Linked DNA regions of Mus musculus: region 1 is linked to region 2. Evidence: chromatin loops called from intact Hi-C (ENCODE). Cell type or tissue: left cerebral cortex. All regions are shown on one strand. Links, peaks and the distances in the headings refer to the core of each region. The heading gives the core; the rest is flanking DNA.

Region 1 (4,385 bases), core at 289-4,288, 54 kb after region 2:
TTCTCCTTCCCCCTTGGTCCCTCCTGCTGATATGTGCGCCGATTTGGCTGAGGCCTGACTGTTCCCTTCTAGGTCATGCCACAGCTGCTGCTATCCTGACAATACCGAACTAGACCGCTGGTGTATCCACAAAGTATTATCGAGTGGATTAAGCTGCCACTGCTGACCTGAGAACTGAACTGCCAATTTCCAGATGACACAGACAGAAGTTGCAACAAAGAACCTTTCTAAACAGGTCCACTCCCTCCCCACCCTTTCTTTTCCACTACCTCTGGTGGGTGGTAGGCTAGAAGGGAGGTTAAAGCATCTAAGAACCATCATTAAAAGAAGACTTTGAAAAAATCAAAGTTACAGTCTTAGGTCAATTAAAGTATGTGTGTCTTTGACCTAGAACTTGAGTTACAAGGGTGAGGACAAAGGGGCAAATGTAGAAACTTTTTTTTTTTGTGCTCCCTCAATGTAGAAAAATGTGAACCAAACCTTTGATTCTGACACATCCCTGGCTCAAACCAAAGCTTTCTCTGAAATATTTCTGCTGATGCAACATGTAAGAGCATATTATTCATCCACCCTGGTTTCCTCCTCTTTTATGGCAATCATTTAAGTTAGAACTTATCAAAATCCCCATGTTCATAAGTCATAAACCTGGGAGCAGTCCTATAAATGGTACGTATATCTCTGTGTGAAGTCACATGGCTTATACATCCTAGTATCAGTCTAGGAGATCAAATTTCATGGGGCTAGCCTAGAGTGACTAACCATTGATCTATGTGCTTGACAATGTTCCAAAGTCAATGCCATGTGAGAGGCAGTCAAGAGACACACAATCAGAACTTGGAGGGAGAAAGAACAGTCAGACAGTAATGTTAGGCAATGACGCACTAAAGAGATAGGTTTTTGTTTTAGATTTTTTTTTGTTTTTGCTTTTGTTTTTTGTAAGCCTAAGTTTTGAATTTGTAGAAGACATCTCTGCCTGGTTGTATGTGAGTAAATTTTTATTATGTCTTTAAAAGTAGAGCCAAAAATTGCATAATCTTCATCTCTTTCAAAAAGTCAGGGTCTTTTTCTGGCAAAAACAAGATTTATTATTTCAAAGAAACCATTCTGACACACACAGGATAATCCCTGACATTGTTCTAGGCATTTTGTATAACTCTCTTCTTGATTCCTTAAAACAGCTCTTTGACATGGCATGGTTTTCATCTCAAGAGAGAGGAGAGAAAGAAGGAAGAAGGGAGGGGCGGGAGGAAGGAGGAAGGCATGGAAGGAGAGAGGGAGGGAGCAAAGGAGATAGAGGGAAAGAGGAGGAAGGAGGGCAGGAGGGAGAGAAGGAAACAAATAAAGGAAAAAGGAAGTATTTCTTTGAGTATTTATTTACTTCCATCTCTTTGTCAGCCTTTGCTCCTCCCAGCATGCTTTGCCGCTACCGTCCTCTATGTAGAGTTTCACTTTCACCTATGTTGTTTCGTGTGACTCATGTCAGAACACGTTTCTGTTGCTTTATACTTCTGTTCCCACACTTCTGCTACAATATGGTTTCCTTGTCGATGAAGAATAGAGCCCCAACTTGATGGGGCACGTGGCAAAGCTCAGCTTTGGGTGAGAATCTCTTTAGCTTTGACAATGAAAACTGATTAGAAGTCATCAGGAGAATACCCCCAAGAGAGGCCCAAGAATCACCTCAGGAATCAGTTATGCTTCTGCCCCAGTGTGGTGCCATCACTGGGAGCCAGTGGGGGAGAGAACACTGAAGTTCAGTTGAAAAATGAAAAAGGGTGAATATGTAGCCAGCAGCTACAGGTAGGCTTTGGAGTTCTGTTCTGAGATATGACAGTTGGCCAATATATGTGAGAGATGCTAGTTACCATAGCAATGAGCACAGCAAGCTCTCTCTCTCTCTCTCTCTCCCTCTCTCTCTCTCTCTCTCTCTCTCTCTCTCTCTCTCTCTCTCTCTCTCGGGTTTATGAATCCAAATCAATAAATGTTTATAAATAACTCTCCAATTGGCCCAAAGAAGTAAAAGCATGAGCCAGAACAGCCCTTCTGTCCTGTGAACGTGAGTCATGGTTATGTTGGCCACATTCTGGGGACAGAAAAAGGCTATCCATGGAATAAACAATTGGCCACATCATTTTCTTTGCAAGAGTGCTTGGGAGAGAAAGCTGCTGAGTGAAAAATCCATTGCTCATGCTTAATGACAACAAAGAGTACTAAACACGCACAAGCAAGAAGCCTAGAGACGAAGCAACCCAGACCACGTGCTGCTGTGGAGACAGATGCTAGGCCTAAAGACGGCAGGGAGGCCATGGGACCTAGGGGGCTATGCTAGAGTCCAGTGGTATAGGTACCGACCTTACCTTGACTGTGCATTGGCTCACAATGCCCTACGGTATGCAAGTCAGAATTCATACAAATGTGGAACTTCGACTCAAGAGTCCCAACAAAAATCAAATCAGTCCACCAGCAGCCAGGAAAACGCTTTCTTTCTATAGCGTTGCAAACAGATGGCTGAACAGCCTCTCTCAGAAGATTTTTGGTGAAAGGGAAAGTTGTTTTCCTCCCATCTTTATCTAGTAGCTGTTACATTCATTTCCCGAGCCAACATTTTCTCTAGCTCCGCTTCCTTAACTTCTGCCTGTCTAACTTTGTTCTTGGCTGGAGGAAGATCTCACCTAGGAGGTGCTTATTCATGGCGGCATTTCAAGCCCCTGAAAGCCACCACCTCATCCTTCTTTGGTTTTCTACTGTTGCTGATAAGCTGTTCTCTCTCTCTCTCTCTCTCTCTCTCTCTCTCTCTCTCTCTCTCTCTCTCTCTGCCCCATCTCAGAATTCTCTTGACTTGTCAGATCTCTTCTCAAAATGTGAACACTCTCAGAGCAATCTGTACAAATCCCCAGATGGGGGTTAGAATTTCAGAGCCCAGGAAAACTGTCTTCTGAACCTTCTTTGTCTGTGGCTATGGCTTCTTTCTGGCTCTTTCTTCTTTCTCTTCTTCTCTTCCTTCTTTCTTCCCACGCTGAGCTGTTAGCACCAAGTAGATTGAGTCACACAGGAATCCCATCTTAATGCAGAGAAAATTAATAGGAGTTATTATATATTTTACCCCAGCGAGAATTCAACTGAGGCAGGGATTCCCTAGCAAGCCACCAATCGGAGTAATAAAGAGGAATAATTGTTCTCATCACTGGGACAAAGACTTTAGCTAGTCAGCATCAAGTGGAGGAGGAATGATTGCCCAAAGATTAGAGGGATGGTAGAGAACAACAGACCCTCATCCCAGTGTCTCGCTCCTTCATTCGGACTCCACAGTGGCTGGACTTCACCATCAAAAGGCCTCTCTGCTTTGTTGCTTTTCCCATGAAAGGTCATAAGTCTCCCACAGTTTAGTGTAAACGAAGAGTAAAACTTAGGGTGCTAAGGGAACACTGACTGACTAGATTGGATAGGAGGGGCAGAATAAAACTGAGGCAGAACATTCCAAGAAAGTGGGGTGGCATCAAAGCTCTACTGTGTTTTGCTTACCTGTGATCCTGATCTCTATGGCTAGGGTAGACAGAGAAGCAAATAATGCCAAAGAGCAGAGAAAGGAGATGGATTCAACATAACCACATTAGGAAAAAGAACAAAGGGGTCCAAGGACCCCCAAGTCCATCTACAGGGCCTTGACATCAAGGTTTAGGTTTAAATAGAAGGACAGGAACAATTACTAAGCAGTCCTGGTCAAGGTGTGGTCCAGCTCACCACCCCCTTTGACTGTTCCTGCCTGGGTTCCAGTCTCTCCCGCAAGGTGGCCTTACGCGTTGTCAGAGCTGCATGAAACCTCTAAGAGACAAGCTCCTCCTCCGGTTGGCCCCTGGGCTCCAACCTTTCCATTTCCCCAGCAAGAGGCTCCAGTTTCTCAGGATCCACTGCTTCGGTTGTCTCTGAGAGCTGAGGGGCAGGGCACACGAGTCTCTTTAGAATAACTGTATCCCTGGCAGGATGTTTAAACCATCTCTGTCTGGCCCTTTCCAAATATTGTGAGGAAAGAGCGTATGCCCTGAGCTGTTCTACAACTGGAGGTTTGAGGGAAATCGTAAGTCTAGAGTTGTTGACAGAGGCAGCAACCTGCCTGTGCTGCTAGTTCTTCGCCTGATATTAGGGTTTACACCCGCAGGGTCTCTCCACTCTATTGCAATAAAGCCAGCAGCAGAGACTGGGGAAATAAACAAGGTGGGAGTCACTCCTTCCTAATCCTTAGAGCTTTGCCCAGAGAACTTGGATGATGACGGACCACAGACATGAGCAGCCCCAGGGTGCTAAGATTATCTATCTGGACTAGCAGAGGAGACTTTAAAAAAAAAATAGAAAAAAACTAGATTGGAAACACATACGACTTCATTTTT
Region 2 (4,385 bases), core at 282-4,281:
TGACCTTAGCAACATACACAGACAGACACACAGAGCCCTCAGTTAACCCCTGAAGGAAAAGGATTCAAGCCACCGAGCTGGCTGGCTTTCTTTTCTTATTTGGGAGGGGTTGGGAACATTAACTCTCCATTCTCTGCCTTAAAAAAAAAAAAAAAAAGCAGAAAGAAGAAAGGAAGGAAGGATCTCCCCCGCCCCCCACCCAAAGTCCTAAGGGTGCTAATGTGGGGCCTAACAGAGATTGGGAGCCACCATTCTGAATTCGCGCGGAGATTTACCTTTTACATTCCCACCGGGGCCCCAGAGGTACTGTGGGCTTTAAACAAAGTCCAGCCCCAAACCAGCTGGTTACTCCCCAGCGACAATAGCGATTGCCCTGCTCCTGGGCTCTCAGCTCTTTGGGCTGCTGAATTCGCCCCTTTAAATCTCCAGGAAGCTTAATGTGCTGTTTCAGTTAGGCAAACACCCAGAGGTGCAGCTTTTTCTTTTCCTTTTAGAATCTACCTTTGCAATTTAAAAGATAGTGATGTAAAGTGTGTGTGTGTGTATGTGTGTGTGTGTGAGTGTGTGTGTGTGTGTGTGTGTGTGTGTGTGTGTGTGTGTGTTAGCTCTAGCCCTCCCTGGGCCTAAACAACACACACACACACACACACACACACACACACACACACACACACTGTTTTTTTTTTTTTTTCTTTTTTAAACAAAGCACCAGCTCACTTAACAACCAGCCTCCAACCTGGGAATCCACAGTGAGGGGCTCTGCTTCCTCCCTCCCAACTCTCCACATCTCCCATCTCTCCTTCCCAGGCTCTCGGGGCCACCGAAAGAGCATGGCCTCAGGTCCTCTCTGTACCCCACGAGGCAGCCACGGCCCTTCGTTTCTCCAAGCCCCATCGCACTTAAAGTTTCAGCTTAGCTCCGAGTGAACGGGCGTCCCGCGAGGTCCCACTGTGCCCCTTATCCTAATCTCTGCCTCCCCAGGGCCTGGGGCCACTTGCTCCCTGCTGGCCTGATCGCTTTGGCCAGGACCTCTCTTAGTTGCTCCCCACCCACCCTGAGTCCTTCTTCCACGTAACTTACAAATCCGTAGCCCCGGGACTTGCCGGTCTGCCGGTCTGTGATGACCACCGCTTCCTCGATGTCTCCGAAGACCTCAAAGTACTTGCGCAGGCTGGCGTCGGTGGTGTGGTAGGGCAGCCCTCCCACGAAGATCTTGGTGTACGTCGTGTCCTTCTGGGTGGTGTGCATCTTCGCGCCCGCCCCGCGGCTCGGGCTCCGGCTGCGGCTGCGGCTGCGCCTGGTCCTCGGGCTCCGCGTCTCCCGCAGCGCGCGGCGGCCGCCGGGGGCCGAGGGCGCGCGCGGGGGCGAGGGGGCGGCGTGGGCGCTGGGCGCGCGGCTTCCCAAGTGGCCCACTGTCCCCGACACTCGCCCAGGCGCTCTGCTCCAGTCCCCGCGTCCGGTCACTGTCCAGACCTTCCGGATCGTCCGGGTAACCAGCTCCGTAGCCGCGGACTGTGGGAGCCTTTTGCACTCACGCCGCGTGAAAGTAAAAATAAAATAAAAATATTTTTTTTCTTAAATGCAGAGAGGGTGGTGGTCTCCAAGTCCAGAAGAGGTAGATGGTTCTTTCTCAAAAAATCGAGTGGCTTAGTGGGATGGGGGTTGGCTCAGAGGCTACCGTGTCCCGGGGGCGCGGAGGTGGCAGCTGGGGGCGCGGTGCTGGGCCCGGCTCGGTCTGGGAACCGTCCCTTCTGCTTAGTAGCTGCCACACCAGTGCGGACGGAGGACCGCTCTCCAACCCTCTATTCCTTTTTCCCCAGCGGCCCTGGGGGTCGACGCCCGGCTGGGGAGGGGGCGGGCCGGACGCCTGCGATTGGCCGGGACAGCACCTGGGGCGCCCGGCGCCGCCGCCCCCCAGCTGTTGGGAACAGCTGCTTCTCTCCCCGCGCGCGGGCGCTGGGTCGCCTGGCTGGGGCTCTGGCGCTGTTGCTGGGGCAGAGTTGGAAACGGCTGGAGGCGGCCTGGCTCTGTTGTTGCCTGCTCCTACTGGTCAAAGTCGCAAAGACCCCTGGCGATTCCCGCAGGGACCCAGAGTGAGCTGATTGACGCTCCGAAGCAGACCACGCTAGCTTCTTGCTAGGCCTCGCTGGCACGACCAGTTGACTTGAGAGTCCCCCGGGGCCTGGGGTGGTTTGTACAGAGGCCAGTCCCCTCCCAAACACCTGGGACCAAGGAGATCTGTCTCTAGCGTCTGAACCGTGAGAAGAACTCTCAAGTTTTCTTAGCCCCCAAAAGCTGGTGCTGTGGGTAACCAAGAGGAAGAGCCCCAGGGATGTTATGTGGTGGGGTGAATAATAATAATAGCCCCTAGCATTTGGGAATGCTTGAGAAAAACTTTGGCTTTAATGGCTCACAGCTAGCAAAGGGTGTCTGTATTCATCTGGCCCTGCTGACTACTGCAGAGGACCATGAATTAGTACTGTACCTCCCACGATCATCAAATTTGTGCTTCCTGCCTAACTTAGTTATTCAGGAAGATGGGTACAATGTCTGTCTCAACACAAGTCGCTCCCACCTCCGCCTTTTTTTTTCCCCACTAAGCAAAGAATCTATTTCCTTCTATTTGAATTGCAGAACGGTTAGTGAATTGACCTCATTTATTTATCCGGATATAATTGTAAAAAGTATGATTTCTTTTAAAAGGGTGGGGGCTGTTACATAACGATGGATTTCTACCAGCAATTCTGGAAGCATAGATAGAATACACTAAACGTAGTATATGTTTATTAATTTAAGCCAGCTCGTTGGCAGTTCTTATGCTCAATAGGGCTTTAAATTAATGACGCTTTGAAATCAGCCCATCATATTTAAGGTTTAGATTAAAATACCCCTCCCCCTTATTTTGAGACAGGGTATTGTGTATCCCAGGCTGTCCTTGAACTTCCGGTGTATCATAAAGATTACTTTGAATTTGAACTTCTGATTCTTCTGTCTCAGAGTCCTGAATGCTGGGACTGCGGGCATGTGCCCCTTCTCTGGGTTTATGGGAAGCTTTGGGAAGGAGCACAGGGCTTCCTTCCTGCCAGGCAAGCACTCTGCCGACTGAGCTACATCCCCAGGCCCCCGATGAAAGTATTTAATGTAAGCAGAACATTTCACTCTCTGCCCTCACTGCACAAGCGGGTTTTGCTCCGAGAGGCCAGTGTAGTCCCAACACTAGTTGCCCCTGAGCTACATCTTTTATTTCCTTTTAAACAGGTCAGTGTATTAACCGATAGAGCCCCACAGACATACCCCAGTTACTTTCCAGGGCACCTTAGCTGTCAACCCCAGCCAATGAAGAATGTGGTGTGTGCAAAGGTGAATGAGAATTACTAGCAAATATTCTGGTAGGAAATCTTCAATTCATCTTGCTGATTTCCACAGGAGGCTGCCCGAGGTTATCGGGGTCAGTTTGAATCCTCAGTGAGAGAAAAGGAAAACTAAGAAATCTCGCTGTGGTTAATCCTGGGGAGAAAAATTAAGCAGTTTATATAATGTAAGTATTTTATACGAAGTGTTGACTCTTTAATACAGTTCCTCGTGTTGTGGTGATCCTCCAACCACTAAACTATTTTTGTTGCGACTTCTTAACTGTAATTTTACCACTGTTATGAATAGTAACAAACTATCTGTGTTTTCCAATGGTCTTGGAAGGTCACGACCCACAGGTTGAGAACCACTGTTGTAGACGCCGGCCCCAGTGTGAAAATATAAATCTTTGTCGCTGTTTAAGTGAAGTACTAGTTCAGAAGGGACTCTGTGCTCGAAGGACAAAAGATAATTTTTAAAAGTAAGAAAGCAGACCCTGACACAGAAGACGTATGCTTTCGAGTATTTAATATTCATCTTACGGTGTCATTTCACAATTATAGTACTTCACTGAAGCGCAGGCGGGCAAAAGCCTCTGAGAGGGGAGGCTTTTTGTCTACTAAGAAGTCCCAGACACTGTGTGCCATTGGATGACTTGTCTTCCTACATGGGTAAGAAGCCAACCCAGCCTGCAGGCAAAGAGAGTATCTGGGAGTGCAGCCAGGCATTTGGATGGTGGTCTCTAGGCAAAGTGGAGAGAGCTAAGAGGAAGGTTTTACCCCCACAACGGGATAGACTATCCTAGAGCTCAGCCTTCGGGAAGAAATACACTCTTTACTTCGAGGACTGAGGAAGCAGCTTAGTGGGAAAAATGCTTGGTGTGCAAGTGCTAGGACCTGAGTTCAAATCCCTGTATCGCCACGAATGCTAACTGTGCTGGCACATCTTGGCCAGCTTCTGGTCTCTGTACACACACACACACACACACACACACACACACACACACACACATACACACGTGGGGGGACAGTGAA

Evidence for each region. A loop is a pair of places that touch in the nucleus more often than their neighbours do. Peaks named below come from ENCODE experiments on the same cell type or tissue, not always from the same donor. Only the 100,000 strongest peaks of a DNase experiment are listed, where the experiment ranks them.
Region 1: it touches region 2 in a loop (4-fold over the local background); 8 of 42 quality-filtered maps call a loop at or near these places.

Annotation. Positions count from the first base shown.
Region 1 is chr13:46,361,797-46,366,181 of GRCm38, reverse strand. No RefSeq gene overlaps it. Among named protein-coding and RNA genes, the nearest start is that of Rbm24, 54 kb to the left of the region's middle. In left cerebral cortex, for the core only: no CTCF peak of the experiment used is centred there; DNase peaks (open chromatin) are centred at 2,128 and 2,530; H3K27ac peaks cover 850 bases.
Region 2 is chr13:46,415,894-46,420,278 of GRCm38, reverse strand. Rbm24 (RNA binding motif protein 24) reads right to left here and starts at 1,979. Exons shown (of 4, transcript NM_001081425.1): 1 at 1,081-1,979; 2 at 1-4. The coding sequence starts at 1,248. In left cerebral cortex, for the core only: no CTCF peak of the experiment used is centred there; DNase peaks (open chromatin) are centred at 1,321, 1,716, 1,935, 2,492 and 1 more place; H3K4me3 peaks cover 2,143 bases; H3K27ac peaks cover 1,957 bases.